Regions from separate parts of the Mus musculus genome. Here regions 1, 2, 3, 4 and 6 are each linked to region 5. Evidence: chromatin loops called from intact Hi-C (ENCODE). Cell type or tissue: heart. All regions are shown on one strand. Region 1 has its middle 13 kb from the start of Rgs3. Region 2 overlaps Fkbp15 (FK506 binding protein 15). Region 3 has its middle 6.1 kb from the start of Rgs3. Region 4 overlaps Wdr31 (WD repeat domain 31). Region 5 overlaps Gm30699 (a long non-coding RNA gene). Region 6 has its middle 36 kb from the start of 4933430I17Rik.

What was found. A loop is a pair of places that touch in the nucleus more often than their neighbours do. Peaks named below come from ENCODE experiments on the same cell type or tissue, not always from the same donor. Only the 100,000 strongest peaks of a DNase experiment are listed, where the experiment ranks them.
Region 1: it touches region 5 in a loop (6-fold over the local background); 3 of 42 quality-filtered maps call a loop at or near these places.
Region 2: a loop joins it to region 5, with 2.9 times the contacts of the local background. A loop is called at or near these places in 4 of 42 quality-filtered maps.
Region 3: a loop joins it to region 5, with 2.9 times the contacts of the local background. A loop is called at or near these places in 3 of 42 quality-filtered maps.
Region 4: a loop joins it to region 5, with 3.0 times the contacts of the local background. A loop is called at or near these places in 14 of 42 quality-filtered maps.
Region 6: it touches region 5 in a loop (8-fold over the local background); 39 of 42 quality-filtered maps call a loop at or near these places.

Annotation. Positions count from the first base shown.
Region 1 is chr4:62,604,562-62,609,561 of GRCm38, forward strand. It overlaps a transcript of Rgs3 not described here. Among named protein-coding and RNA genes, the nearest start is that of Rgs3, 13 kb to the right of the region's middle. In heart, a CTCF peak has its summit at 2,923 (motif pointing right); DNase peaks (open chromatin) are centred at 1,850 and 1,960; H3K27ac peaks cover 1,105 bases; H3K27me3 peaks cover 4,425 bases.
Region 2 is chr4:62,341,690-62,346,689 of GRCm38, forward strand. Fkbp15 (FK506 binding protein 15) reads right to left here. Exons shown (of 28, transcript NM_001045528.2): 3 at 4,368-4,452; 4 at 3,819-3,888. Among named protein-coding and RNA genes, the nearest start is that of Fkbp15, 16 kb to the right of the region's middle. In heart, a CTCF peak has its summit at 2,506 (motif pointing right); no DNase peak of the experiment used is centred here.
Region 3 is chr4:62,611,091-62,616,090 of GRCm38, forward strand. It overlaps a transcript of Rgs3 not described here. Among named protein-coding and RNA genes, the nearest start is that of Rgs3, 6.1 kb to the right of the region's middle. In heart, a CTCF peak has its summit at 2,705; DNase peaks (open chromatin) are centred at 1,841 and 2,851; H3K27ac peaks cover 1,409 bases; H3K27me3 peaks cover 4,344 bases.
Region 4 is chr4:62,452,912-62,457,911 of GRCm38, forward strand. It overlaps Wdr31 (WD repeat domain 31), which reads right to left. Exons shown (of 11, transcript NM_023597.3): 9 at 4,529-4,670; 10 at 2,900-3,062; 11 at 1-1,026. The coding sequence ends at 866. Among named protein-coding and RNA genes, the nearest start is that of Wdr31, 15 kb to the right of the region's middle. In heart, a CTCF peak has its summit at 2,285 (motif pointing right); no DNase peak of the experiment used is centred here.
Region 5 is chr4:62,761,629-62,766,628 of GRCm38, forward strand. It overlaps Gm30699 (a long non-coding RNA gene), which reads right to left. Exons shown (of 4, transcript XR_881345.2): 4 at 3,587-4,409. Among named protein-coding and RNA genes, the nearest start is that of Gm30699, 11 kb to the right of the region's middle. In heart, CTCF peaks have their summits at 266 (motif pointing left) and 2,597 (motif pointing left); DNase peaks (open chromatin) are centred at 213 and 2,593; H3K27ac peaks cover 559 bases; H3K27me3 peaks cover 1,842 bases.
Region 6 is chr4:62,559,279-62,564,278 of GRCm38, forward strand. It overlaps a transcript of Rgs3 not described here. Among named protein-coding and RNA genes, the nearest start is that of 4933430I17Rik, 36 kb to the left of the region's middle. In heart, a CTCF peak has its summit at 2,150 (motif pointing right); no DNase peak of the experiment used is centred here; H3K27ac peaks cover 967 bases; H3K27me3 peaks cover 4,439 bases.

The sequences.
Region 1 (5,000 bases), 160 kb before region 5:
ATAGCAAGCACTTACCCCATTCCTGTCTGTCTGTCTGTCTGTTGATCTTTATTATTGTTGTTGTTGTTTTCTGTTTTGTTGGTAGGGCTGGGTATCAAATCTTGGGCCTCATGTATGCTAGCCACTTTACTAACTAAGCCACACCCCAGCCCTCATTCTCTTATATAGCAAATATTTTGCAGAACAGTTACTTATTGGCCCAGCAGTCTACTGGGCACTTTAGAGAGGTTCTTTTATTTTAAAAGTACAAGTGTCATGTGAGTGAATACCAATACGAGCTCTTAGGGAAATGAGGCACTCAGTCTGAGCAAACTGGAGTTCCTTGCTCTAGCATACATGGTAAGTGAATGGTGCAGCTGGCTTCACATGCAATCTGCCTGCCTCTGGACTCTGAGCTCGTGACCATTCTGTGGCACTACCCACTGCACAGCACAGTGCCCACACAGCCTGGGTTCCCATCCCTGGAGGCTGTCTTGGAAGGTAGAGAGCTCACCGGACTGGTCAAGAGACACAGGTTCTAAAGGAACTGCCATTTCCCTTGTTCTGTGACTCTACACATGTTTCTTAGAGTTTTGAGCCCTCCTGGCAGCCATGTTTGCTTCAGCTAGTAATGCTTAGATCGAATATGTTGAATATATTGCAAGTTCCCCCTCCAGCTATATAAGACTTGGGGAATGGATTGCGCTCTACTCTATACCTTGGTGAGGGTGCTGCTAGAACACGTTGGTGAAGGAGACGAGGCAGAGATGGGGTCAAAACCATCAGGTCAACTCAAAGACCTGGGGAAGGGTCAGAATCCTACTGCCCACAGCTATGTCTTCTATTTGAGTACAAAATAGAAAATGTCTTTCCATTAGCGAGTGCGTGCTTGTGCTGAAGTGTGTGTACTTCCATTCCCCCACCCTAACCCTTCTGTTCTTTTTCAGTCATAGAAGGCAAAGGCCTGATGAGCAGGGAGCCTGGCATCTGCGATCCCTATGTGAAGGTATCTGATGGGGTGAGAGGCAGGTGTGGGGTACTGAGTTGGACTCTCAAGGTCCAAGGACACCTATGGGTTAGTGACCATTCACCACCTCATTCACTGGGTCTCTGGGCATTCATGAGGCCCCACGCTGGTCTAGACTCTTGTTCTTTTGATTGACTTGTTCCCTAAGGCTTTGGTCAAGAGCTAGAGTCCTTAGGGTGATCTTGGTGATCCACGTGGTGACTGTGCTGGTGACTGAAACACAGGCTTTCTAGTGGACACGGCATCCTCACCCCCTTCCCTACCCAACCAGAGGCAGAGAGAGCAGTCAGACTTGGGCAGGAGAGCAGGAGGGGTTTCCCTGAGGGCTGGGAGATCTTTCTGAGTTAGACCCTGGCAATGAGTCCAGAGGACCACAGGGGTAAAGATACAGGAAGCCAAAGGCCAGGGGCATACCAGACTGTAGCAGCCAAGATGCCAGGTGCAGGCCTGACGCTCTCTTCCCTTTAAGTCCAGAAACCCTTCCTGCCAAGAGCTGGAGAATGGCTTTGTAGGAACAGGCTGGCTGCCTGAGGCCTGGGAGGAAGAGGACTGTAGTGAAAACATGGTCTTGGGGCCGCTTGGGGTGGGACAAGGGCAGAATGCCCAAGAGCACCTGGGGACCTAAGAGGGAGGAGGCCTTTGGCTTAGGGGAAACCTCCCTGGTCTAGGGAAGAATAGAGATGATAAGCTTATACCTTCTCTCTATCTTACTACCACCACCATGACTCCCTGTCCTGGTGTGCGTTCTACTGGCCGCAGGCAGGTTCCTTGTTTGCGATGGGGACTCTACTCTGTGGTCTTCTCAGGCTGGCTTGAGGAACACGGGGAAAGCTTTTACTTTGGAGCCTCGCAGAACTAGCTGTTCCGAGCTAGCTGTGGGGCTTGGGTGACTGTGTCTCTATGATCACCTAATGCTATTACTTTCTCTACTCAACGAAGGTTTCTTTGATCCCAGAAGACAGCCAGCTCCCCTGCCAGACCACACAGATCATTCCAGACTGCCGAGACCCAGCTTTCCACGAGCACTTCTTCTTGTAAGAGTCAGGACCGGCTTGGCCCTTGAGAGGAGAGGCAGGGAGGGGTTTGCCTGGAAAGATCTCAGTTCGCCAGATCTAGACACAGATCTGAGCAGAACAACAGTGACTTCTGAAGGATGCCTTTGTTGTCTCCTCCCCGGTGTCCTTGCATCCCTGGCCGAGGGCCCAGCAGCGGGGCCTACAGGAATAATGTGTCACTTGGCTGTCTCTCCTAACTACAGTAACTAGCTTAGGGCTGGCAGCACTCCCCCTACTCCCCCCCCCCCCAAAAAAAAGAGAAGCCGGTTGGTTTCCCACTGCCTCTGGCCAAGTTCTCACCTTCAATAGAAGGAATTTTCCAAGCTGAAGGGCGGGTATTACCTGTGCATCCCTTTTCATTTAAACTCATTAACCTCCCTGAGCCCCAGCTTCCTCATTTGTAGAATGGAGTTAATAATAGTTTCTTCCTGGGGAGCTTGGGACTCTTTAAGTGGGACGTGGGGCAGCGCCCATTGGCGGGAGAGCTGCTGCTGTTGTTGTTATATTATTTCTGTCCCTCCTCTCTGGATGCTCCAGGGCCAGTGGGAAGGGCATGGGCATTGACCCTTTTCCTGTTAGTGAGAGCGAATCATAATATTTTGGTTTGCTTCTCATTTCACAAGGTAATTCTGGACAATACGGGCGAACAGAAGGAAGAGAATAGAAAACCCTCAGCATCCTCCTCCTACTCACATAAGATAGGAGTTGCTCTGTTTCTTGTCAGATCTCTCTTTCTGTGGACGTGCACCTCTCTGTGTGTTTACAACACAGGACTGTTTTATGACCGTGTGTTCTGGCCTCTCTTTTGTCCCTAACAATGTAGTATGAATGCTATTATGCACGTGAGGACGCAGCTCCCACACGGTGGCACTATATTTAGCAAGTTGTATAGATGCCGGCTCAGCTGTTGTAGTCATGGCCAGCTCCGGGAGCCTGGCCTAGAGCTGGGCCCTCCTAATGCTCTGGTGGTCTGCTTTGCTTCCTAGTCCTGTCCCAGAGGAGGGTGATCAGAAGCGTCTTCTGGTGACAGTGTGGAACCGGGCCAGTGAGACCAGGTGAGGAGAACTGCTGTGCAGGGCTGAGAACCTTCTCTGGGTTAGGGGGTGGCAGCATACTTGAGGTACTTACCTTGTGCCTTCAGGCTAAATAAGTTGCAGAGGCTGGTACCCTGAGTCCCAGTCATATGGAGGTAGTGATGAAGAGGAGGCCAAGACGTTGCCAGTGAACATTTGCAAGCTCTTGGTATCAACAAGGAGGGCTTAACCCACAGATGGCAACTAGCATACACCAAGACTCAGCTCTTAAGGTGCCCACTCTCCAGGAAGGGATACGAGGCACTGTCTGGAGATAAAGGACAGTAACAGCACACACGTAACCCAGTTCCATAGGATACTGTGCACTGTCCCCCTCTGGGCCTACTTTGCACTGAGTCACCACTGTCCCCAGCATATGCATGCCTCATGAATACTAACGAACCTCTCAAACAGAACGGGATGACTGGAGAAGAGTAAGGATGGGAAAGTGACTCGGAGAGCTTCATGGGAAGTGTGGACTTCTGAACCTGGGTAGAGAGTAGAGGTGGAAGGGTTGTTTTAGACCAGGTGTGGCATAAGCAAGCAGGAAGTAATGAGGAAGTCAGGGATAGTTGTGGTGGCCTCAGGCTGCCATGATGAGACCTGGTTCAGGTGTGCAGAGATTGTGTGTGTGTGTGTGTGTGTGTGCGCGCAGAGATTGTGTGTGTGTGTGTGTGTGTGTGTGTGTGTGTGTGTGTGTGTGTGTGTGTGTTTAAAACACACTGATCTTGCAGGCAGTGGGGGACAAAGGAGGCAGTTGTGCTTGTAAAGAATGAGAGGCAGATGTTATAGCATGGGGGAGGGGTGTAGTGGGCAAGCAGCAGGAATGATTGGCTGCTAAGGAAAGCAGGTGAGAGCATCTGCCAGCCAAGCCCAGGGGCAGGAGCATCTCGGGACTCATTTCACAGAGGTAATCTGAGAATCTGGGAGACCCGGTGGCCAGTAGCCCTTGTCCAGCACCTGGAATAGAACTGAATGCATTTCAACGGGTTCCATGTGAACGAACATCAGCTCTGATCTCCAGCCCAGATCTGGAAATGCTTGGGGGATTGAATGTTTTTTGTGTATGCACCATGTTGGAGATTGAATCCAGAGCCTCGAATATGTCAGGCAGATGTTCCAGCACTGACCTACATCCCAACTCCTGAGTTCTTTCTGGAAACCCAAGTCCCACTAGCTATCATGCGTTTTTAGGGGTCCCATTTAACCTTGATAATGAAGAGTTTTTGTTTTGATGGAATCTTCTTTTCATCAGGGAACAATGTTCATGGTATTCCTTGCCCCATCCATCCATCCACCCAGCTGCTACTGCCTGGCAACCAACATTCTAGGTGCTGAGCACTCACACAGGTTTCTGGAACAGCAGTGAAAGAGACTTGAGCCATGGATGGAGCAGAGAGCATCACGCTGATACCAGGCACCTCACTTGCTGGGTGCTGAGCTGAGTCCAGCCAAGAATACATTTGAGTAGTTTACGCTAAGTTTCCAGAAGAGGTGACCAAGGCTCAGGAAGATGGGACCTTGCTCGGGGTCACTCAGTAAAGCTAATAGGAAAAGCCAGGCAGTTGGATCTAAGTTCTGTCCTTATCATTGTGTTGCCTCCTGGCCCAAAAGGACAGAGCAGAGAGGGTGGGTTTGTGAAATGAGGCAGTGTCTGAGGACTCACCAGTCTTTAGGGGGAGTTCAGGTGCAATGTGGTCCTTCAACAGAGTTGAGATGGAGTCGGCATAGGCCCAGCCAGGTAGATCCATAAGTCCTCTGGAGAAAGGTTTTCCTCCAGTGCCAGTGGCCCCGAGTTCTGGCTGGACATTAGAATCTCCCAGGACACCTGATGGATCACAGGTGCCCAGGCAACCCAGGCACCAG
Region 2 (5,000 bases), 420 kb before region 5:
ACAAAGAGGGTCAGGGCTAGAGCATGTGCTTAGCATGGTCATGAGTAAGAAAAACATAATGAACTTCGAGGGCTGAGCTCATAAAGCAAGTCAACCACAAGAAGACCAAGACCGCTTGATTCCACTTACACGAGGGTCTAAGACAGTCAGACTCAGCGATAGCGCATTGGAGAATATGAAGGAGGAGCAGCAGGGAGATGAACGGTTACACCTTAATGGATGGCTTATGTTTGAGATTATGAAAAAAATGAGAACAGTGGTGATAAGTACTTAGTACTGGACATGTCACTAAAGCCACTGGAGCCGGGTTGGAAAGACAGCTCAGCAGTGAAGAACACGGTTGTTGTTCCAGAGATCCTGAATCCAGTTCACAGCACCCACAAGGTGGTTCATAACTACCAGTAACTCCAGCCCCAAGGGCTCCAACACCCTCTTCTGGCCTCTTCTGGCACCAGGCACACATGCAGTACACAGATATACATGTAGGCAAGCCACCATATACATAAGTAAATACAAAATAAATTAATTTAAAAATAGCCACTAGACTGTGTACTTAAAATGTTAAACTGCAAAATTTTATATATAAAAAATATATGTTACAGTTAACCTCCATGGATTCTAGTCCTATAAATTTAAACATATTTTTCTTATATTCCTTAAATAAAATAGCAACTATTTATGTAGCATTTACATTGTATTAGATAGTACAAATAACCTAGAGATGATTTAAAGTTTATGGAAGGATGTACAAGTACAGCCCTCTGCCACTTTATATAAGGAATATTATTTATATCACATACATAATTAGTCTATACCACAGATTTTCTTATCTATATGTAGGAAAGGACCCTGGAACCAATTTTCCAGGGACTTAGGGACAACAGTGTGTATTATATATGGATTAAACAAGCAAAAACATCCAAATAATTAAAATTCACCCTCTGGGCTGGAGACATGCTGGTTCAGCAAGAGGAGCCTCAAAGTCATGTGTAAGACTGACAACTCTAGGGAGCAGTTACTTACCTCTGTTTTCCGCAGGAACCTGCACATTCTCACATGCAGACACAAATATATAAAAATAAATGTTTTTTAAAAGATGAAATTAGTCCTTAGAAATTCGGGGAGCTGTGAAGGCTGCTGTGTGATTTTATGTGAGATATTTATTTTATTTTTCAAAGTGAAGGGTTGATCACCCCAGTCCCACCATAGCCTGTACTGGTTGTAAGAGGATTAGACATTATTAAGAATTGGTTTGCTGGGGCTAGAAAGGTGGCTTGGTGGTTAAGCACACTTAGGGTGCTCCTGCACAGGGCCCAGGCTCCTAGTGTCCACACGTGGCTCACAAGCACCCTAACTCTGCTCCAGAGGCTCCAACACCCCTTCTCACTTCTGTGGGCACTGTGCACTCAGTGCACAGAAAAGCAATGCAGGCAAATATTCATATACCAAAGAAAATAAATAAATCTTTAAAAGAAATTTTAAGAACCAGTCTACCTCTGAGTTGTCCTGATTCTTACTCATGCAGGACCTTTCCAAGCTTTTGGCTGAAAGCCTAGAAAGTCTCTAACTCCTTGGTTCTTAAAGTTTTAATCAACAAGGATTTTTAGCTGAATTCTTTAGCTACTTCCCCATGAAATTCAAAGTCTGGTAAATATAGGGAAAGGAAGATAGTTGCTACTTGTTGCAGGTTCTCTCCCTCTAGAAGTGTCTCTCCTGTGCACTACAAAGCTGCAGAAATTGTTCTGACTCTGGTAGTACCTGGACTTCTAAACCACCCCTGAATTCAACAAATGTCCCACGGGGATACCGCTGTTGAGCTGCAAGACTCCAGATTTGTCAGTTTCTCTTTTCTCAAGCAGTCTCTGGTTGTGTCATACCTGCTGCCTACACTACACCTAAACCAGCAATGTGCTCAGGACACAGAACGGAGACATCTCACTGTTGGGGTTTTTTCTCTAAGATTTTAATTTCTCTCCCCTTCATCATTTCTACAGCTCTCCAGTGAGTTTTTTTTTTGTTTTGTTTTGTTTTGTTTTCCCAAATAACTTTACAATATAATTGTTGCAATTTTTCTTTTTCTTTCTTTTTTAAGACAAGGGTCTCACTATGTAGTCCTGAACCCTCTCTGTAAACTAGGCTGACCCCTGAGCCCACAGAGATCCTCCTGTCTCTCAAATCCTGGCCACCACCCAGCTACCAGCTCCTACTCTTTATTTAATGTGAATGAGTGTTTTGTTTGCATGTATGTCTGTGCACCATGTCTGTACTTTGTGTCTGATGCCTGTTGAAGTCAGAAGAGAGCATTGGATTCCCTAAAACTGGACTTACAGATGGCTGTGAGCAGTGGTGTGGGTGCTGGGAATTGAATCTGGGTCTTCTGAAAACACAGTCAGGGCTCTTAACTGCTGAGCCATTTCTTCAGCCCCCATAATTTATTTTATTTTTTTGAGTATAGATGTTTCCCCTGCATATATGTCTGTGCATTACATTCATGTAGTACCTACACAAGCCAGAAGAGGGCATAAGGTCCCCTGAATTGGGATTACAGATAGTTCAGGTCCCCTGAATTGGGATTACAGATAGTTATGAGCCATTATGTAGGTGCTGAGAACCAACCCCTGGTCCTCTGGAATTGCAGCTGGTACTCTTAACCACTAAGCCTTATCTCCGGCCCCTTATCTACTTTCTTATAATTGCTTCTCCAACCTATCACCTCTTTCTGGCAGTCAAGCATAGGGGGGTCTCAAAACCAAAGTTCTAGATAATAGTCCTCAGCATCTGCTAACACACAACAAGAGACATACATCATTTGCTTCCCGATGGGAAGATGAAAGATTTAAGAGACACAGGAACCAACTGCAATGGGTAACCTCACTAGATGCTGATTCAAATAGAAGTGTAAGAAAAACAATAATAGAGAGGAAAAAGAGAAATTTGAACACATCCTGACTAAAATATTCTGTTTACTTTTTCAGTAAATAGCATGATAATTTTCTTTCTAAGTATTTCATCTCTTACAATTATATGCTAAAGCATTTACTGCTGAAATTGTATATTGGAGATCTGTTCAAATTAACCTGAGCGGTAAAGAGAGAGGTGAGGATCGGGTGACCGATAGAAGACTAATGGCTGCAAGAGTTTAGGTCTGATACTCATGGGTAATACTGAAGTCCCACTGACTTGAAGACTGAGTGTTGGCCATTATATCAGTCACCATGGGCAACTAATCTTAGCTTTGCGTTGAGAATGGCAGAGCAGCCATTCTGTGTCTCTGGGCCTCTAAAATACTAGAATGTCTTCTGTCTGGTTCAATAATCTCTAACTCAAAATTCTGGAGTGGTATTTGAGCTGGATGTACCAACACAAGGAAGTCAGGCCTGGTGGCATTTAGTGACATCCACTATACTTCACCCTAATACCCTGATCAACTGCTCAGCCTTATTTTCAGGCTTCAAAGGATAAATATTGGTCTTTAACATAGGCAAAACGATGGAATGCACTGACAGAATGACGAATGATCATTAGCTATCCAACAAAGAGCATCCTTGACTGTTTACTCTAAAGCTTTCCAGCTCTTACACTAGAACCGTCACAAAGGAGATGTCTAAAGCAAGCATTCCGAACAACAGCACTTGTTTTAATGCATAACAGTAAGCAAACTAGGGCCATCTACTCAATCCTAGTCATACACACTCAGTTATCATCAGTAGACATTCTTATCATCTAACACATAAGTCTCTATCCAACAGATAAGAAACAGACCCGAGGCATTAACAATTCTTGGGATGTGGCGTATAAATCAATGTGGGTCTTCTCACCTCTCTGCTTGTGTGGTTCCCCAGGACAGCCGCTCCAAATTTGCCCTGCTTTGCATATTGACCATTTATGCTATTGAAACAAGAATACAACAAATATCAGAATCCCTTTCAACCATGAAGAGCCAGTTCTCTGATCTGAAACAGCTAGTATTTGGTCTTTAGGAAAGGTGAGAGGTGGGCAACTTTTAATCTAAAGTTCTTCTGCAACTTCTATTTCTTTGAGACAGGGTCTCATTGGTACAACTCTGGCAGATCTAGGAATCACAGAAAACCTACAGACTCTGCCTCTCAAGTGCTGGGATTAAAGGTGAGAGCCATCACACCCAGCCCCAACTTTTTATTCTTCAGTCATCTATTATCCATAGTATCCCTAAAATCTCAGAAAGTTGCTGTGGAGGGCCCAAACATTAACAACATAGACAAAATAATGCTGAGTTTCTCTGAGGAACTAGGCTACGATGAGCACAGGCTTCTGAGGAAGGACAGGAACTGCAGCCGGCTGGTCCACAGCCTCCCCAGCTCTGAGGGCTTTCTCTTCCAACTACTTACTAGCGGTATGCATGCACTGCAGTGGCAAACAGCACTGAGGACGTGCCTGTGGTAGCTGGGGCTGGCTTTGGTGCTGTCTGATTTCCTGAAGATGAAGAAAACAAAGATGCCATTCATTTTTTTTATTTTTAACCTCAAAACTAGCCTCAAAAATCCCACTTCATGCTTTACAGTTAGTGTAACAATGCTTTCATTACCACTATCCTCATTGGATCCAGAGATAGCTCTGTGGCCTTGTCAGGTACTGAGGAAACAGACTCTAAATAACAGTAGATGAGGCTAGACTCACACTAGCCCCAACATCATACATCAGACAAATTTTCTGGCTATACAAGAAGTCTAGAAAACAGACATACTTTACTACTTTCTTTTCTCTTTTCAATGCTCTGATAGCTAAGGTATATACAAGTAAAGCTATTTCCTCTCTAGTATCAGGAATGTAGGGTGATAGTGTAAACAAGAGTTCCTAGGGGGAACTCTAGCTGATACTTCCTACAAGGCTGATCAACTGATTAGAAGGCCAGTAACTTGTGGAGGTAGGAATGTTCTTGTAGGTTCAGACCCCAATTACGACCTATCCTGGGCTGTCTTCAGCCCCTTAATAGCCCTCCCTTGCCCACTCCTATCTAACAG
Region 3 (5,000 bases), 150 kb before region 5:
ATCCCCAGCACACAGGGAAAAAGCCAGCCATTGCAGCACACAAGCCTATAACCCCTAGCACTGTGGGGTTTAGAGACTGATGATGGGGCTTCCCAGCTGCCTGCCTAATTCCAGCTTCAGTGAGAGGCCTTGTCCTGACAGAACATGGTGGAGAGTGGGGGTGAGGGGGCCTGAAGTTATCATCTGTGCCCACACCACCCAACATGGGCACATAGAATCCTGGAAGGGGAGCTGCAGAGCTCAGCTGCGGGTGTCAGCATCTCGGCAGGAGCTAAGGAGAGCCACTTTCACTGGCTGTATGACTGTGGACCTGCCCTTCCCCAGCTCCATGCCTCAGTTTCCTTATCTGTAAAATCCAGCCATCTCCAGGGCTTTCTATTTCAATTTCAGACTTCTGTGAATATTAAGCAGTTACAAACAAACAAACAAACAAACAAACAAAAGTATAGACCTTTTCAAAGATAAGTAAAGATAGAAGGCAGGGGGCTGGTGAGATGGCTCAGTGGGTAAGAGCACCCGACTGCTCTTCCGAAGGTCCGAAGTTCAAATCCCAGCAACCACATGGTGGCTCACAACCATCTGTAACGAGATCTGACTCCCTCTTCTGGAGTGTCTGAAGACAGCTACAGTGTACTTACATATAATAAATAAATAAATCTTAAAAAAAAAAAAAAGATAGAAGGCAGGTATGAACCCCCAGAGATGCATAGCGCCAATCCATCCTTTATCACTATGTAGTTTTCTTCCTCTGGGCCCCACCCATTTCTCCCTCCTCCAGTGTATCACTTTCCTATGTTATCAGTATCTCTCGGTCTGTCTGTCTATCTGTCTGTCTGTCTATATGACAACTCCTAAAGACACAGAACCATGAAGACACAATCACACTCAGAATGATAGTAATCTGTCTAATTCCTCAGTGCTTTGAACATGGAGCTAAGCCATTTGGAAGTCCTCTTGGATGATAAGCGGAAGCTGAACTGGAGCTTCTAATATTGTTTATAGCACTTTCTGAACTTGTACCCAGAGAACAACTTTGGAGAGAGATGTAACTGTTCCCCTGAAAGACAGACATTTGACTCATCAATGTGAAAGACCATTATGGAAGGAAATGAATAAATTTAAGAAAAGCACACACACACACACACACACATATATACATACAATATATACATATGTAATTAAAGAATACAATCTTATTTGATAACCTGTGGCTGCATATATGCAAGGTCTTTTTTGTCCTGTGTCAGATAGCACCCTCAATACTCTGGGGCAGCCTCTCCTTTAACCCTTCTATGGACAGGATCTTTGTCAAGGATAGAGTGACCTGATATCAGAAAGCTTATGACCAGTGATGGATGGGTCATGCACGTAACACAAAGAAAAAAAGTGAATAGAAAACATATGTCCTCAGTTTAAGGCATCAAACTAGAAATAAAAATCATAAAACCCTATGAAACAAAATCGTTTAAGGCTCTTGAATGAGTAGATTAATGTGCTTTCCCCCAGGATGTAATAAGTCTCGTCTTGCGGCAAGCTGAGCAGTTCTGCTGCGCACTCCATAAAGTTGCCTCTGAGCCTCGTATTGGCTCTCTGAGATGCACCTCCTCCTCTTTCTGGCTCTGCTCAGGAGGCGTCCTGTGAGCTCCCATGCCCCAACTACCTCTTGTGCCTCCATAGCTTGTTGCCCTCGCTGTTCATCTGTCAATCTCTCTCTGTCTAGTGCCAGGCCCTGTATTGCTGTCTTGAACTGCTATTTAAATTCCTGCCTATTTGTCATGTTTCCTTAACACTGGGGCTCCATGCCCAGCGCCTGCCAACCATGGGCGTGATGGATTCCCCCATTTGTCAAGCCTTTGCCGAGTGCAGAAGCCTGGAGCTGGAGCCTTGGCAGTAGGCAGGGACCGAGGCATGGTTCCAGAGCCTCTTCACGGAGGGAAATTGCCATCCTCTCCTGTGAGGGCCCAAGTTGGTAAGCCGGCTGGTCGGTGCCTTGCCGTATGCTCAGGCTACTTATATAAGCAGTTCTTCCTCCAAAGGGTTTTCAAAGCAGCCTTTAGAAGTAGCTAATTGAAGAACACTCCGAGAGAGGTCCCTGCTTGTGGACGTTAATTGTGACAGTTTACTCTGCCTGAACGATCATGAAATCACTGGAGGCCCCTTAGCAGGGCTGCAAAGCTCAAGGGAGGCTATTAACCATTTAGCATTCTCTAAGCACCAGGGAATAAAAATTCCACTTACAGCAGAGCAGGGGGAGGCAATGTTTATTACGACGAAAGCCCAAGCCTGGAGACAGGGAAGTCTACAGCGGCAGCCAGCATTGAGTGCAGAGCGTACTTTACCTCACTGGCAGCCAGGACTCTCCCAAATGTGCTGACGAGAAAAACAAACTTGCTAGGAGCACATTGGTAGAGTCTCTAAAGGCTATCCCTGAATGGCAGCTATCTGGATGTCTGCTGCCGTGGCAGTCTAGCCTGCTTCCAAGAGGGAAGAGTGTTCAGAACGGCAGGGTAGGAAGGTGAAGGGGTACTTAGTTAGGGTGACTGCATTACCCTCCTTGAGCAAATCATTAATGGGGCCTTGTATGACGGGGACAAGGAGAAGGAGGTAGCCACGAGTCACTGCTAGAGAAGCAGCCAATGATGCCATGGAGTGAGATAGCCGTGGCTATGGTTCAGAACATGGATTGACAGGCAGGTGGCAGTGCTCCATGCCCCTGCCCCTCACTTGGCTTGGGTGCCTGGGAGAAGCTAGTTTTGTTGTGCTTACAACTATCAGGTGGCAAGCTGCCACCCTTTCCGGAGAATCCAAACAATATGTATTTATGGAAGCTTCTCGACCTCGCCTTGACCATGGGTGGGTACGTGTAGAATCCCTGGAGAGCTTTCCCTGTGCTCCCATGCCCAGACGCTACCTTGAACTAACTGCGTTTGGATCTAGGCACGAACTCTGCAGCTCAAAGTCTCAAGGCAGGTTTTGTAGGCAGCCCTTTGAGGCTGCTGAGAACTGCCTCCTGGGCCTGACCCCTGAAGACTGGCTTCCTGGGAGGTACATCTGCAGGGAGTTTTACCAACTCCCCCTGCCAATCGGGGCAGGCCAGATGCTCTCCGTGGGTCTCTCAGATAGTGAGAACTAGGCTGCCAGGGCTATGCTCCAGTCTAAATACGTATGCTGTTTCTAGATAGTAATTAAACCAGTCTACAAAGAAATCTGAGTTGAGAGCTAGAGAAAGAAAGGAAGGGAAGAAAAACAAAGCAGAATCAAAACTCACAAAAGGCTCAAGTATCAAGCTCAAGTAGAGTGTGGTACAACAGAGGTCCTTAAAAATACCATTGCAAAAGCAGTGGCTGTTCCCCTATGATGATTTGAAAGCAAAAATCGCTAACAATCCCACCTACCAGACACAGCCATTGTTTCTCTTTTGTGGCTCTGTTTTCCATGAAATTTCAGGTTGGCATACGCCAACAAGTGTTGGCATTTCATTGGCATTCATCGATGGCATCGCTATTAAAAGCTGCCAATCAGTTCGTGATGGTTGGACATTCTCTAGGCACTTTGAATTCCTGCTACCCAAGAGGCCCCAGTTCGAACTCTACCCCTCACCAGAGTCTGGCAATGTATGAGGCCTGACCTTGGTTTGTGCCTGCCTGCCCTGTTGACAGTCCGGTCAGATGGTCATTGTGACTTTTGTATGTCAGGTATGTTTGGAACTCGGACTCCAGCCATCTGAGAACTGCTAAGGTCCTGCTTGGCTGTGAGGCAAGGCTGTGTGAGTGGAGGCCCCATAACTTTCTGCTTACTGCATGTCCCCAGCTGAGGTGGTGGCTAAGAATCTCTGATGGGGACAACCCTCTCCACCTAGCCAGCACTAGGACAGCTAACCTCCTCAAGGTAGCCTGAGCTCCCATGGCATCAGAGAGTGCAGCATCTGCTCAGGTTTTCTCGGACCTGACTAATAAATACTAAGTATTCTGTGACCTTGGGAAGGGGACCGAAGTCAATACTAAGTATTCTGTGACCTTGGGAAGGGGACCGAGCAAGCTTGGTGCTTTCCTCTAGAGACTGAGTAGAACTTCTCTGCCCACCTCACAAAGTGGGAAGAAGGAAGGAACTGAAGCAGGCGGAGGTGCTCTTAGGAAGCCACGCGTAGACTGTGGAACCTTTGACTTCCTTGAACAGACCGTGGGAGACTCACTCTCTGCTCTCCTTCCAGGCAGCATACGCTTATTGGCTGCATGAGCTTTGGGGTGAGGTCTCTCTTGACTCCGGACAAGGTGAGTTGCTGGGAAGCTCCTGAAGCAATAGCCCACCAAGGCCCTGGCTGGTATAGTCACGTTGACCCTGGAAATGCTTGGCTTGAGCTGCTCTCTGTGATGTTGTGTCCCACTGAGGTAGATGTTGGTAGTCTAAATTACAGGCTGCTGTTGTCACTGGCCTGGCTGAGGGTTTGGGTTCCCTTACAGAGGGGAGTTTGGCAGCCCCTAGGCTCCCTAGGAAGTGCTGAGTCTGGCAGATGCCAGGATGCCATAAAGGGTCCTCTTGATCTGTCTTCTGGGCTCAGGAGACGCTTGGATGGGGCTAGAAAGCACTGACACTGATTGCAGTCCTCTTAGGCTGGCTGAGGACACAGGCTCAGGATTCTCTTCTTTGCATCACTGTCACTTAGCTGGCCTTACTTGGCTCTGCAGCCCCAAACTAAAAGCTTAGGAGTCGGGAGGGGTACATGGCTTTTGCACATCTTGAAAATGTCCTTGTGGCCCATTTTGAGACCCTACCACGCAGCTTTGTGTCCTGGAATGATGTCAAGAGATGGCTCCTGTGCGGGTTCTCTTGATCTCCCGGCCATAGCTGTGGCTTTGGTCTCCTCAGAAAGGTGCTGCTCATGGAGACTGCACAGGGGTCTTGAGTATCTGCTTTTGTGGCCTCTCCACTGTTCTTCACTCTTTCCCTTTTGTTCTGTAAACAGATATTTAATGAGCACCTACTGTTTACCAGGCTCAATA
Region 4 (5,000 bases), 310 kb before region 5:
CAGGCTAGAACTTTTAAAAGGTTCCATCAACGTGAGCACACGCTCGTCTTTCTGCTTCTCAGGCACATGGCAGGGCTCAGGAAAGAGTGGGAACGGTGCAGAGCCCTCTTGACTCACCAGAGCAACCCCCTCCATTTATTTGACTTACTGTCTCCTTCTACAAGAAACTATCAGCTGCAGCACCGCATGCATCCAGCACACGCTAGGCATTTCGCTGCCCTAAAAGGAGACCTGCCTACAGCCTCAGATGTCCCCAGAGTCTAAACTTAATGCAAGGGTAGGGGAAAGCTCAGTGGCAGAGCTCCTGGCTTGCAGAAACAACATCCTGAATCCAATCTCCAGAACTAGATTAATAATTAGTCTCAAAAATAAATAAACATTGTTATGGTCTCTAAGTGTCTAAAACAACAAAGGCAAAGACTGGGGAGGAAGACTTCCCAGCTCCAAGTCAGGCAGACCCAGATTCAAATCTCAGCTCTTCCCTTCCTGTGTGGACAAAATAATGCATGCCTCTCTCTGGGCCCTAGCTTTCCCATCTGTGGAATGGGAACATCACTGGGACTTTTAGGGAGACTCTACTTAGCCCTCTGTAGGATGGATGAGTAGCATCCTCTTGCACTACTCCTTTGTCATTCCAGAGTTCACAGATCCATAAGTTAGGGAACTTAATGGCTATGGAGTGAGACTTGTACAAACAAATACCCTGATTTTTCAAATCATCTAACAATGATACGCCTTCGAAGTAAAGCTAAGAAAAGAACACCAACTCTAACCACCCCCCCCCCCGAAGATCATGTGGAAAAACACAAAGCCACACAGAAAGAGGGACCATGGTTTGATATTATCCAATCAATATCTCTTGATTTTAGAAGGCTGCCACTTCCTGCAGTTCCAGTCCTTGGCTGTGGTCCACTCTGAGTAAGTGAACTCCTCTGTAGAAACTTGCGCATAACAAGGAGGAGATGTCACCAACAGCCAGTGAGGTCAGGGGTCCTGATCCATCCAGAGACAAGGTGGAGAGGCAAGCTGCAGGAGGAAGGAGAGCTGGGCTGTGCTTTATGATGGAAACATGCTAGAAAAGCCATCACGAGGCAGTCCTGCCACTCTGTGAGCATCAGGGAGGCGCTCGTGCACACGCAGAAAGCACAGTCCACCACTGCGTGTCTAAACCATCGGATGTGCTCTGCTGTTCATTGAAATATCATTAGGAAATGTGGGACTGTACCATGAGAACAGGAAACAAAGCATGCCCTGTGCCCTCTAAGCCAGGAGGGCTCTGCCTCTCACCAAGGTACACTGCACCTGACTGGGAGACCCAGGGTCACCTCCACGACCTCAACTCCAGGACTAACAGGATGTAGACACCCAAGCAGTATTTCAGACAAGTGAGGCCATATTTAAAAGGGGTAGAGAAGACAGGCTAAGTCAGGGGAAACAGACAAGGACACTAATCTGAGGCTGCCAGCTCTCTTCACGGAGGAGAGGAAGTGATGGAGGCTTGGCCTTTGCTTTTTTTGTTGTGTTTTCCAGACAGGATTTCTCTTTGTAGCCCTGGCTGTCCTAGAACTCACTCTATAGACCAGGCTAGCCTCAAACTCACAGAGATCCACCGCCTCTGCCTTCCAAGTGCTGGGATTAAAGTCTGGAATTTATTTTAACTGGGCCAGCCTCCCTCCATCTGCATCTCTGAGGCTACTCTTCTAGGAGCACTGCAGGGCAGCGGTGCCTCCCAACCTGGCTCCCCACACTGAGGTGGTGTGCTCCCTTCATCTGAAACGTCCACGGTCCCTTGCCTGCAGACGTTACACTGGGGCAGGTAAGGGTAGGGCAGGCCTGTCTTCACGATACAAGTTTGGCTTTATGGCCACAGCTGTTTGACTATTAGCCACACCTACCTCTTTTCCCTGAGGGGAACTGAGTTTCTGGAGAGTGACTGAGAAGATTTTGAAGAGCTCTAAGATAACACTGTTTTTGTCTCAAGTCAAATCCTGTCAGGATTAAAGCAGCACAGAGGCAGTGCTGGGAAATCAGACTTCTAGAAGAGAACCCAACACTTGCTCACAGACTTGTCCATGTCCTTAGTAGATTCCCCACCGTGACTGAATTTCATGCTACCAAAAGTTTAAACCATGGCTCACAGAATTCCCAGGCATCCACCATTTGACCTCTAAGGTCCTGCACACACAAGTCTCTGGGAAGTTACACGGCCCACCAGACAGAGTTTTCTCTGGTGCTGAGGGCCTCCACTTTACTGCGATCTCAAGCACTGCCTCAGACTCCCAGCAGGTGGAGCCTTTCCGAGTCTGTTCTTATTTTACTACAGTCCCAACAAGAGCTGAGGTTCTAACTGTATCCTTGAAATAAGAACTAAAAATTAGCATTCTCGGGTTGGAGAGATGGCTCAGTGGTTAAGAGCACTGACTGCTCTTCTGAAGGTCCTGAGTTCAAATCCCAGCAACCACATGGTGGCTCACAACCATCTGTAATGAGATCTGGCGCCCTCTTCTTGAGTGTCTGAAGACAGCTACAGTGTACTTACATATAATAAAAAAATAAATATTTAAAAAAAATTAGCATTCTCTTTCCCCTTTCCAGACATTCTGAGTCTCACAAGTTCAAATCTGATGAGGAACTGCATGTGGAAAGAACTTACGAGTCAAACATGTTCCCTCTAGACTCTCAGGAATAACTTTGTATGTCATGGTATGAGGGAAGCCTGGAGCTGGCTTATATAGCCAGAGCTGGAACAGAAAGATGCGGGCACTGTGGTGTCTCCCCTCTTAACCACCAGGAGACTATAAAACGGCAGGACACGGGTGGCTTTGCATACGGTGAGTAATGCAAAAAGTCTTAAGGCTGCACTCAGCTCCTGAACAGCAATTGAGAGCAGACTGCTTACCTCCAGTATCCTGGTTCCAAATCTTCACCTTGGAGTCATGTGCAGAGGTAGCAATCATAGGCATCAAGGCCGTGGACTTCGGTAGAAAGACACAGGATGCAACTGTCTGGAAATGCCCCTTATACTCACACATTCTGTCTCTAGTCTGTCTTAGGTCCCACAACTGCAAAGTAATGACACAAGCCAGCTCATACACACAGATGCTCATGTGTCACGAATATCTACCCTCCCATTCCCTATGACCCCCTCTCATGGAACCAGAAAGTCAGGTGAAGCTCTTATCTCATCCACCATACCCAACCCCCATCCATCCAGCAATTATTGCAGTATGGACTATGTCTTGAACAGCACTAGCTATGGCTGTGGGGACCCCAAAGTAAGGGACACCTTCTTCCTGTGTGCACACATTCTGATGTGATGCTTAGTGCCTCTGACAGAGGAAGTGACAGCCCCATCGGTCCCTGTTGTACTGACACATATCAAACCATACCTATAAGGAACCCTTCAGAGATGAGAGAAAACTGAACAGTGTCTAAGACGGGGGCCCAGGAGCCCCTGTCATCCATCAGCTGGATAAGAGATGATACATGCAAGATCTGCAAACCCTAATCTACCCCTTCTAAGAACATGTCCTGAGTAGGAGATTCCTGCAGTGAGAATATTGGAATGGAAACATGGTTTTGCCAGCTACAGATAGTTTCTGTGAATGTGTGGCATTTGAAAGTCTGGGAACTCTTCAGAGGGTGTACAAATTCTAGGGCCCCCTGTCAGGGTCAGTGATTGTTGGTCATACAGGGGGAGCTGGTTACGGTTCCCAACTTCTGAATAGTCATGCTCAGAAAATACTAGATTCACAGATCTCCCCACTGCCCCCACCCCGCCGCCCACATCCTTCTTCCTCTGCTATCTAGTGACAGGGGGTGAAACCAGGGGGATAAAGGGTAGAAAAAAGAACCCACAAAATAACTAAGACCAGCTACGTCTTAGCTACATGTCTAACTTGCCATGTCTCTATTCCCTTGACCGTAAAATAGACATTAAAACAGCACAGAATTGCATAGAACTCAAGCCCTGTCTTAGGAAATAAATGGAACCATGAATGCTTAGCTCAAAGTCTGACATGGCACACATGTCTGATAACTCAGAAATACACTCTTATTTAAATGAGAACTTGCAGTTATGAATCCAGAAACTTGGGAGGGTCCTAAAGAGTATATCCCGAGGTTACGGCAAGGGAGGTGTGTATCTGGATAAGGGAGTTGGCCCCTGGACCAGCCCAATGAACTACGCTTTCCTTAGCATGGCCACTTACTCAAAGGCCACACCTCTGTCTCTTCTGACAGTCCCTACCTGTTTAGGCTCTTCTAGGAGCAAGATCAGCAGCAGGCTGCTCTCTTTACCCCTTTTCTATCCTGACTTCCATCCTGTTCTCTTGTCTATTACCAATTCAGACAGACCCCGGTTAATAAATGTTTCTCAAAGGAAGCCACTGGAGTGCACGGGGTGACTGACAGTTTGCATTTGAAGCAGGCCAGTGCTGTTGCAGATCCTGTCTGTGCAGCCTGGCGACGGGAGTGAGACCAGAGCAGCCTGCTCATCAGTGAGCAGACACCTGGCCCAGCCTCTCACCGTGGCTTCACAGCCTTCACCCCCAAAGCCACTGCTGCAGGAAATACACGTGTGTCCATCCACGCTGACTTCACAATGGGTCTGGATATGCTGTTTTGTGGGAAACATGTGAGCCATCTGAAGCCCCCGACTGTCCCATAATCTGAAAGGAATTAGAAGCAGAATGTGATTTTGTAGTAAATGGGACGGAAACATAACCGTGATATCCCACTAACAGGAAAAGCCTGACTCTTTGCTGCCAGTCAGAATGGAATGTCACAACCTAACAGACTCTAAAGCTGACAGGAAGGAACCAAACCAGTGCCAGCTTGAATTTTTCTGCTTTGAAATCAAATCATATGGACTTTTCAAAAGACTATGTTTGTTTGGGAAGAGGAGCTGCACACACCACAGCATGTGTGGGGGTCCCAGGGACTGTATTTCCTGGGGTTCCAGGCTGCCGTCAGGCTTGGCAGCAGTGCCTTTATCTGCT
Region 5 (5,000 bases):
GCACTGTGAGAAAATTTGACTGGCTTGGTGAAAAAACAACCAAACCAAACCAAACCAAACCAAACCAAACCAAACCAAACCAAACCAAACCACAACAAAACAGTGGATGGCCTGGGTAAATCTGCCCTGTACAGACTCCAACTCCCTGGTTCTGGCAGAGACTGGCTTTAAAGGTGTCCAGCCTGCTGCTTCCAGGAGCTCCAGTTGCCCCCTGTCTTCTGAGTCCTTGGCAGAGTTAAACAGTCCTGACTTGGCCCTGTGCTGCCCTCTAGTGTCCAGTTCTGAAATAACATGTGGTGGAGTTGCCTTCCAATCTGGAAGGATGGTCCCAGTTTTGACAAATAAAGGAGGTTTAAATTTGCTAATTTACCTTGGAGAATAATTAGCAAGTACTATGATTTGGTCGCATTCTGCAAGGTTCTAGAAAGTTCTTAGTAAAGAGAACCCACAGGGCTAGCATTCAGGGTGTTCTGAGGGGAAAAAAGGTTGGCCAGTGAGTGAACAGGTAGATTGTGCACACACACAATTATAGGATGCCAGGGCCACACCAGCCAGTGCTTTGGTGGGTCAGTTATTAACTTGCCTTTCTGTGGTCCTAGATATGTGGCCTGTCTTGGACCCAATGGTAACAATCATGGCTAACAACTCTGTAAGACCTAACTCAGAGGCAGGCACTGTTTCTTATCCTCAAGACAAGGTCAAGACAAACTCGGGGGTGGGGGGTGGGGGATGGGGGGTGGGGGGTGGGGGGTGGGTAGGGGCTCATGCCTCTGACCTCACTCAGCAGCAAGGCCTGTCTTCGGAGGATGGTAAATTTGGACTCCTACAGTTTGTAGGCATGACACCCACAAACCCTCTCTTCTCCCACCCCGGCAGGACGGCTCAAAAGAGCCGTTTGTGCTGGTTTCTTTTCCCGTTGTGGTGAGGGAACCCTGATGAAAGCAACCCCAAGGGGAAAGGGTTATTTCTGGATCACAGCTCGAGGGCAGAGTCAAGGGTGCGGGAGTTTGAAGCCGCTGGGCAAATCCCATCCAGGGTCAGGGACAGAGCAGGAACACCCCCCCCCCCACTCAGCTCCCCTTCTGGGTGTCCTCCATGGCCCCACTCAGGGAATGGCACCCTACACAGCAGGTGGGTTGTCCCAGGTCAGCAGAACACAGAGAGGCCTTCTCCAGGCGATTCTAGATTCTACCAAGTTGAAAGCCACAACTCACCCGACCTATCATTCCGGCCGGTGTCCTCTTTCTAAACTATCCAAGAGGCTTGGGTTAGGGAGAACGAGGGGGAAGACATTGTGGAAGGCCCTGCCCTCAGAAACCCTGAAGGGCTCCCTGTGGCAACATCAACCTTGAAGAGACTGTGAGGCAGTGGGCCGTGTGGGGAGGGAAGTTTTCAGAGGAGGTAAGGATGGAGTGGGCACAGAAGGTTGAGCAGGACTCAGGTGCCTTGGTGGCTCTCTGACTCTGAATCTCCCAGCCGTGCCCCTCCCCCCACTCTCTTCACTCCTTGATTCTCGACTTGACAGTCATAGCACAGCCGGCAAGGGTGCCTCTGCCTCCACTCACCTTCCTCCTACTCCTGCTCAAGGGTCACCAGAAGTCCCCTATCACTGTACAAAACAGACAGCAAACTCAGTCCTCTGCGCACCCAGCTTCTCCCTTGCCCATGCCCTTGTGTGTGTGGCTCGGTACATGTTGGTCGGGACTCAGCACTCAAGATCAAGGTCTTAAGAGCATGGCAGGGGCTGGCTGAGCAGCTACTAGACCGGATCCTACCCATTCTTGAGTGGCAGCTCCTGAGACAGATCTCAAGAAGGCAGAGAGGCAGGGCAGAGTTGACACATACCTGTATATTTAATTATAGGAACCCATGTGCACATACACCTATAAACACGTGCACGGACACACAGACACTCATATGCATAATACCCTTGTGAGTACACACCTAAAGACATGCATGAAGTGCACCCAAGCAAATGATACACAGCCATCCATCTGTGACTCCCCACCACGTGCATATACGTATGCTTACTTTTGAGGCATGCGTATTTCATACAGTATAACCTGACATCAAGCTTGCTATAGACTCAAGGATAACCATGAGCTTCTGGTTCTCCTGCTTTCACCTCCTGGGGGCTCAGATTAAGGTATACACCACTACACTTGGTTTGTGGAGCTCTGAGGGTGGAACCCAGGGCCTCGCGTATGCTAGGCAAGCACACTACAAACTGAACTATAGTTTAAGCCTGCGTATATGTGTACCTCTTAATTTTTAAATTTTTTGGTTTTTTGAGACAGGGTCTCTCTGTGTAGCCCTGGCTGTCCTGGAACTTACTTTGTAGACCAGGCTGGCCTCAAACTCAGAAATCTGCCTGCCTCTGCTGGGATTAAAGGCATGCACCACTATGCCCTGCATATGTGTACTTCTAATGCCTGACTCCCAAACCCTCCACTTGCTGGGTGATGACCTAATTGCTCAGGGCCTGGTGCAGAGCTTGTCTGGGCTGTGGCTGTGGATAGCCAGGCCTTCCCAGAATGCCTATGAAGGTAGGTCTGTATAGGGGACGCCACTGGGCCTCTGCTGACACCTTGTGGAGATGCTCCAGAAGGCACTCGTCTGCAACAGAGTAGATGGCAGGCTCTCAGTTTCTGTCATGGGGCTACTGGGAACATTTAGCGTTCCTGAAGCTACACAGTCCCGGGACAGGTCGCATTGGGGTTTTGTCAAATGCCATGGGTGTTCACTGGGCCTGGAGCAAGGTCCATATTTCTACCACCTACAAACCCTTACCTTCCTTATCAACCACACCAGGCCCCTGCTTTATTCTCTGTTGCCCAGTGAGCTGACTACTCATCTGGGTGTCTGGAAATTCCCGGCCTCTGGTCTAGATGTGTGCTCTGAGAATGTAGAGATGGGTACAGGTGTGTGTGGGGGGCTAAAAAAGGGAGGCAGAGCAAAGGGGACTCCTTGTCCCAGGAAACCCTTCCAGCTGAGAACCTTGTATTCTGGGGAGGAAACATTTGGAGGATTAAGTGACACCAGGGAACATAGGGCTCAGTGCACAGGTGGAGATGGTGCCTTAGGTCTTGTGTGTGTGGTAACAACTGAGGATACTGCCAACTCAATGGTCTAGCCAGGCCTGAGGGGTACGGCCTTCTAGGAGGGAGGAAGAGAAAAATGTGAGGCACTACTCAGGCTTATTTTCCATAATGTGTAAGACTGTGAAAGGCAGCCTGATTCCTGGTTGAGCTAAAGTTAGAAACCCTGGTAACCCTGTGGGTAGGCAGGTGTTTTGCCTGCTTCCCGGACACTAGGCTGCAGCTCTCCATAGATTTGTGTCTTTCAGTTACCTAAGGGCAACGCTCCGAGCCCCACCACAGGTAGAGGATGTGACCTGTGGTCATGTAGCCTCAAGACAGATCTCCATTTTAATGATGTACCTAAAGGCCTGGAGGCTTAGCCAATAAGCTTTCCTTCCCAGACACTCCTCCCTGCAAAAGGTATTTAACCTCAGGCCCACTCTGAGAAGGGGGTATGGTTTTACACATCCACTTTCCACCATGACAATACATGTCTTAAAACCATGGACTGTCTTTTTTCATTGGGATCCGCCATGGAGAGCAATGGAACAACCCTTTGTCTAAAGAGCCGGCCACCTAATCTCCCACAGAAGTCTTCTCAGTGTTCCTAGTCATGACCTCCACCAAGCCAAGCCACCAACCGAACAAACCAGTACTCTCCTCCCGGCAGGGCCCAGCCAGAGCTCTCCCCTCTTTTCCCTTCGACCCCAGCTGGTGCCCAAGATCCTGAGAACCAGGCAGCCCTGGCCTCCCTGCAGGCCTGGGGACCCCTGACCCAGCTCCAGCTGTCCTCAGGACCTCAGACTGTGCTCCCCCACTCCCAGAGCAGTGTCCCCCAGCTTCCCATAGCCTGACACCCGCCAGGCGTTGGTGTGGAGTACATGCAATCAAAACTTCCCACATCCTACCTCCCTGAGTGGCCCGAGCACTGTGGCAGAGCAGACGCGGGTCACCACAAACCCTACCGTCCACCTGGTATGCCAAGATCCTATTAGCAGGGTGTGCTGGCTAATCTTGAGTGTCACCTTTATTGGTTAAGAGATGTTCAGGAGCATCTAGTAAAATATAACACTGGGGTATCTCGGAGCATTTCTAGAGAGGATTAGACCATGAAGACTCTGACTAGATCAATGGATCAGCCTGCTCATGGCTTCATTATAGGAGAGCATTATTGGGGGAAGGGAAGAGCAGGCTGAGGCCTTAGGCAGCAGTTGTCATGGGTGTCCTTGGGGCTGTCTCTTGCCTTGGTCCTTTCCTGGATTCTTCTCTGCTTCCTGGCAGCCATGATGTGAGTTGCCCTGTTCTCCATAGAGAGAGGTTCGGAACCCCCTGAAACCATGAGCACAAACAAGTCCTGCTTTAATTACTTTCTGTCAGTATTTGGTCACAGAGCCGAGAAAAGTAACTAAGACAGTGCAGCTCTTTGCATTAAATAGGAAACGTTACTTTTGTTACATAAAATGTAACATTGAAATCACGAGTCAGGAAAGGCTCTAAGTTTACCTACCAGATAGTATCTTCTCCCCTCCCCCCCACCTCCCCACACACTGTGCCCTGGTTTCCCTTCCTAGCTTCAACCTGTCACCTCCTGGTGGTTCCCTGTCCCCTGTGCTCTGCAGAGGGTGTCTGTGAGGGCCTGGGGTGGGTATCCTTGGGATCTTTGCCTACTTCTCTGCAGTCCCCCTTCCTAGGTGGTACCATTACTGCCTTCTTGACACTGAAGCCTTACTTTCCTGGCTTGTCCTTGGCCAAGGCCTAGTATGACTCAATCCAGGGCTGATGGCTACTTACTCCCCCAGCCCCGAGGCTGGAGGCCGAGCCCATGTCTATGGACGCTCGTCAAAGCCCACTGCTTATTGAGTTGTTTGTTCTCTGTTCTGTGATTCCTTCATGGCCAGATGCTCAGGGTTCTAAGCTTAG
Region 6 (5,000 bases), 200 kb before region 5:
TTCTTCAACACTGCATGACATCACTTGTGCCCCATGCAGGCATCACAGCTGCCCTGTGCTCATGATCGAAACGGCCACATCTTGTCAGGAGGGCAGTGGCCCCTCTTCTCTATCCTTTGGTCTTCACAGTCCATCTACTCCCTTTTGGATGACGTCCCTGGGACTTGGAGCAAGTGTCATAGATGTCCCATCTGGGACCAAGCACTCAGCGTCTGTTCCCAGTACGGTGACTAGTTATGAGCCCACACTTTGACCATCACCCATAGCGGAGAAAGGCTTCTTTGACCAAGGTTGAGAACTTCACTCGTCTAAGAGTATACAAGCGCATATGCAGAAGGCAACGAACTCTACTCCATTCTGCAAAAAAATGTCAGCAGTTGATTGCCCCACAGTGCCTGTGAGTGCTCTCTGGCTCTTTAAAGTAAACTGAGATGGGGCACCCTAAAGCAGAAAGGAAGGAGAAAGCAATATAAACAAGAAATGACAAAGGGGGTAGCATCCTGTTAGAGCCCCTGCCTCAGCCTCGCAGTGTTCTGACCAAGGAGGGTCCAGGTAACTGCTGCTAACTGACACTTCCTGTCACCCGGGGCTTTGGGAAGCTGAAGTAAGACTCTGAGCTTGGAGATTAGCTTTGATAATTTGACAGGGGAACTTGAAGTCGAGTCTCCTGAAACATGGTCGTGAGAGGCTAATATTTCCAAGAAAGTAGTCACCAGTCCTCTACCTCTGCCATGTGCCACTCTCTGGCCCCTGCTTGAAGGAGGCCACTTGGTTTAGTTCGCTTTGGTTTTGGATGGTGCTTCCTGGTGACACATAGCCTGGTGACACATAGCCCAGGCTTATCTGTGTGTGCGGTCATTGTATACACCTGTAGCCTAGGTCCACACTGTCTCTTGGAGCCAGAGTCCAGCTTGGGTGTTGTCCTAGCCACAGGGGCCACAGAGTCTGTTTTTCATTTTTGAATTATAGAAGATGCACTGAGTTTGGTGGGGAGGGGTCAGGGTTTCACCAGTGACCCTTAAAAAAATCAGTTTAATTCAAATATGCCTAAAAGAATTTCTTGCTAGATTAGGGACAGAAATATCCCCGGCCTTTAGATGGAAATGATTAGAGGCCCTTTGGAGCCAAAGGGAATCTGAAAGAATTTTTTTCTTTTTGTTGCCATGAAGTACCAGATTATGAAACTACTGTGTTCTTCTGTTATGCATTAACAAATGTTTATTTAATACCAGAGTACTGTTATGCGTTACAGCATCGGTGGTTCTCAACCTGTGGTCACGACCCCTTTGGAGGTTGAATGACCCTGGAACAAGGGTCGTATATTAGATATCCTATCGACCAGATATTTACATTATGATTTCTAATAATAACAAAGTGATAATTATGACGTAGCAGTGAAATAATGTTATGGTTGGGGTCACCACAACATGAGGAGCTGTATTAAAGAGTCTCGGCATTAGGAAGGTTGAGAACCCATGTTAGAGAGGAAACTAACTCTTCATTTACCTTTTGTTGTTGGTTTGAAGCAGGGGCTCTCTCTGCAGCCCTGCATTGCTTCAAAATCATGGCGTCCCTCCTGCCTCAGTCTCTTAAGGGCTGGGATTACAGACACTTGCAGGTAACTGTCCATCACTGACTAGACAGGAATCTGGAGGCAGGAATTGAGGCAGAGGCTGTGGGGAAGGGCTGTTTTCTGGCTTGTTCCTCCTGGCTTGCTCAGCCAGCTTTCTTATACAACTCCTCTGAACCTGTGAGCCGGCCCCAATCAAATGCTGTCCTTTATAAGAGTTGCCAAAGTCATGGTGTATCTTAACAACACTGAAACCCTAACTAAGACACAAGGACCACCTGTCCAAGGCTGTCAAGACCCACAGAGGGCTGGGCTGAACCCTCCAACATCAATCAGTAATTAAGAGAATGCCCTATGGGCTAGCCTACCAGCAATCTGGTGGAAGTGTTTTCTCAATTGAGACTCCTCTTTCCAAATAACTCTAGTTTATGTCAAGTTGATGAAAATTAACCAACACAACTGACCCAGTTTTCTTATTACCTTGAAAAAGAAGAAGGGTTCAAGTGGTAGAAAGTTACTTCCTGGAAATAGAGCTCTGCAGAGGAAATCTCCTGAGCACTCTGTCTTGACAGTTGCAACCACTAGGTGGTGGTATTACGTCATGAAAACAACACCTTTTGCGGCCAGTGTCTGTACAACAAAGACATTTTCAGTTACTAAATGGAGAAGATACGTTTTCTAATTTGTATACAGAGTCCAATTTAAATGCTTGAGGGGACTGGTAGCTCCTTGATGCTGAGCCTGTTGTCATGGTTACAACACCAGGTTACAAATGACAAATAGGAGGCTGACGAATGAATGGACTATCTCAATAGTTTAGATTATTACTGAAAGCACCCTTTCAAGAATATGTGGAATTCTGTAGTCCAGAGGCTTTGAATTGGGGAAGTTGAAAGCTATTGATGACCTGACATCATTAGGACAGACTCAGGGAGGTGAAAATACCAAAGGCAGCCTAAGGCACTAATACTGTTTTTCATTCTCTCTCTCTCTCTCTCTCTCTCTCTCTCTCTCTGTCTCTCTCTCTCCCACCCTCCCTCCCTCCGAATCTCTCCTCTCTCTGTTTGAATCTGTCTGTCTCTCCCTCCCTTCCTCCCTCTGACTCTCTCTGTCTCTCTGTGTCTCTCTGTCTGTCTCTGTCTGTCTCTCTCCGTGTGAGTAATGTTGCTTGGCCGGGGTTTAAGTCCTAGCACCAAAAGGAAGAAAGGAAAACAAAGAACCAAGTCTATGTGTACTTGCAAAACATTTGAAACAGTCTTACATATAGCCTAGCCCAGCCTCTAGTTTGAGATTGTCTTTGCCTCTGCTTCTCAAGGGCTTGAATCGTAGGTGTGTGATACTATCAGGGAGCCTGTGTGTATCTTGACTAAGTCACACATGCTTTTAAAAAACAGGAAATGGGCTGGTGGGACGGCTCAGTGGGTAAAGGCATTTATTACCAAGCTTGATAACTTAGGTTCAGTCTCCAGGACCCACATGATGGAAGCAGAGAATTGATCTTTGTGGATTACCGTAGTCTGACCTACACACACACACACACACACACACACACACACACACACACACACACACACACAGTGGCAAATGTGTACCTACACAGAGACAGAAAACGAACTACATAGAAAGGGGGCTGGAGAGATGGCACAGCAGTGAAGAGCTTTTTGCTCTTCCAGAGGACTGGCACCTACATGCTCCTCATGACTGTCTGTCAGTCCATTTGTAGGGGATCTGACGGCCTCTTCTGGATGCCATGCGCTGCATGCACAGACACGTGCAGGCAAAGCACTTACAGATATAAAATATATCTAAAATAGCAGTAGAGTGTAGTTTGGTGGAGTACACCTATAATTCCAGCACTCAGAAGTTGGAGACAGAATTTCTAGTTTGAAGCCAGGCTGGGCTACATAGCAAGATCCTGTCTCAAACCATTCTTGACTTCTTTCTTGAGTCTGTACAGTGTATAAAGGTATTTCTGCCTTGGAAGGGATTACGAAAAGTTATCTGTTAATTTTCTCTGCCTCTCATTCACTGGTTCGTTGTAAAGTCATTTATGGTATAAATATCGTTGTAAAGATTGTGTGTGTGTGTGTGTGTGTGTGTGTGTGTGTGTGTGCATGTGTCTGGTTGGATGAGTATGTGCGCATGTGAGTGCACTGGAGCACTTGCGGATGCCAGAAGAGGGCATTAAATCCTTCGGAGCTGGAGTTACAGGCATCTGCGAGAAGTCTGGCTTGTCCTGTGGGTGGTGAGATCCTCACAAGTGCACAGCACACACGTTCAGCCACGGAGCCTTCTTACCCACCAGCCTCCACTGCACAGTGATCAGCTGAGCGACTGCTGTGGGAAAAGCACTGGTCCAGGTTATGTGAGCATCTCTGGTCTCATCATCTCGCCTTGTCTTAGCACCTCCGAGATCAGTACCAAATCACATTAGCCATATCGTCCACACCCTCCCTCCCACTCTACTCTGATGCCTCGGCTATTTCCCTGATCTGAGTCTAGCCTTGTTCTCCACACAGACTGCCTCCTCCCCTTCACTCACCTTCCAACATGAAAGTATTACATCTTTCCCTAAAGCCGTCCCTTGCCCGGAGATCAGCACAGCCTCTTTCATTGGGTTTATGAGCGTCGCAGGGCACAGCCACCTGGACTGGCTTTATCCCATTTGCCTGCTCCCTCTTTACTCCGTATGCTCCCACCATGGCTGCTTTTATTTTGACTTCTTCTAATGAGCCGTGTCCTGTGCTATTTTCAGACTTAAAATTTTTTCGGGACTTTCCATTCAACCTGGAACATTCTTTTTTTCCTTCCTGTTTGGCTATTTTCTGTTCATTCTTAGGTCTCGGCTTACATGTTCCCCAACTTGGAAATAAGCCTTTCCCCAGCTGGACCTGTAAGAGTGAGTCCCCCCTTTCATTCTCTTCTCGTGGCCTCTATGGGGCAGGTGGGCCACAGCTTGCTCTTGCTACCCTCTACTGCCAGACTGTGAGCTCTGAGTGTGTCACAGCGTGTCTCCACACTTGGGGGGAGTGCCTGGCATTGTGAGGGCCCAGGAATGCAGGGTGAAGAGTGAATTAGTGAAATGCACATCTAACATGTCTTCTTTCTTTTGTTCACTTGTTCTTCCTTCCTTTATTTCTATATTCCTATTATTATTTTAAAGATTTATTTGTATTTATTTCATGTATGTGTGTATATTGTAGCTGTCTTCAGACACTCCAGAAGAGGGCATCAATCAGATCCCATTACAGATGGTTGTGAGCCACCATGTGGCTTCTGGGAATTGAACTCAGGACTTTTGGAAGAGCAGTCATTGCTTTTAACCACTGAGCCATCTCTCTAGCCCTGTGATTTTTTTTTTTTTTTTAATTTTGATCCAGTGGCCATGTGAAGCTGTGGAGGGACCAGGGAGCCTGAGCATGAGGCTTTC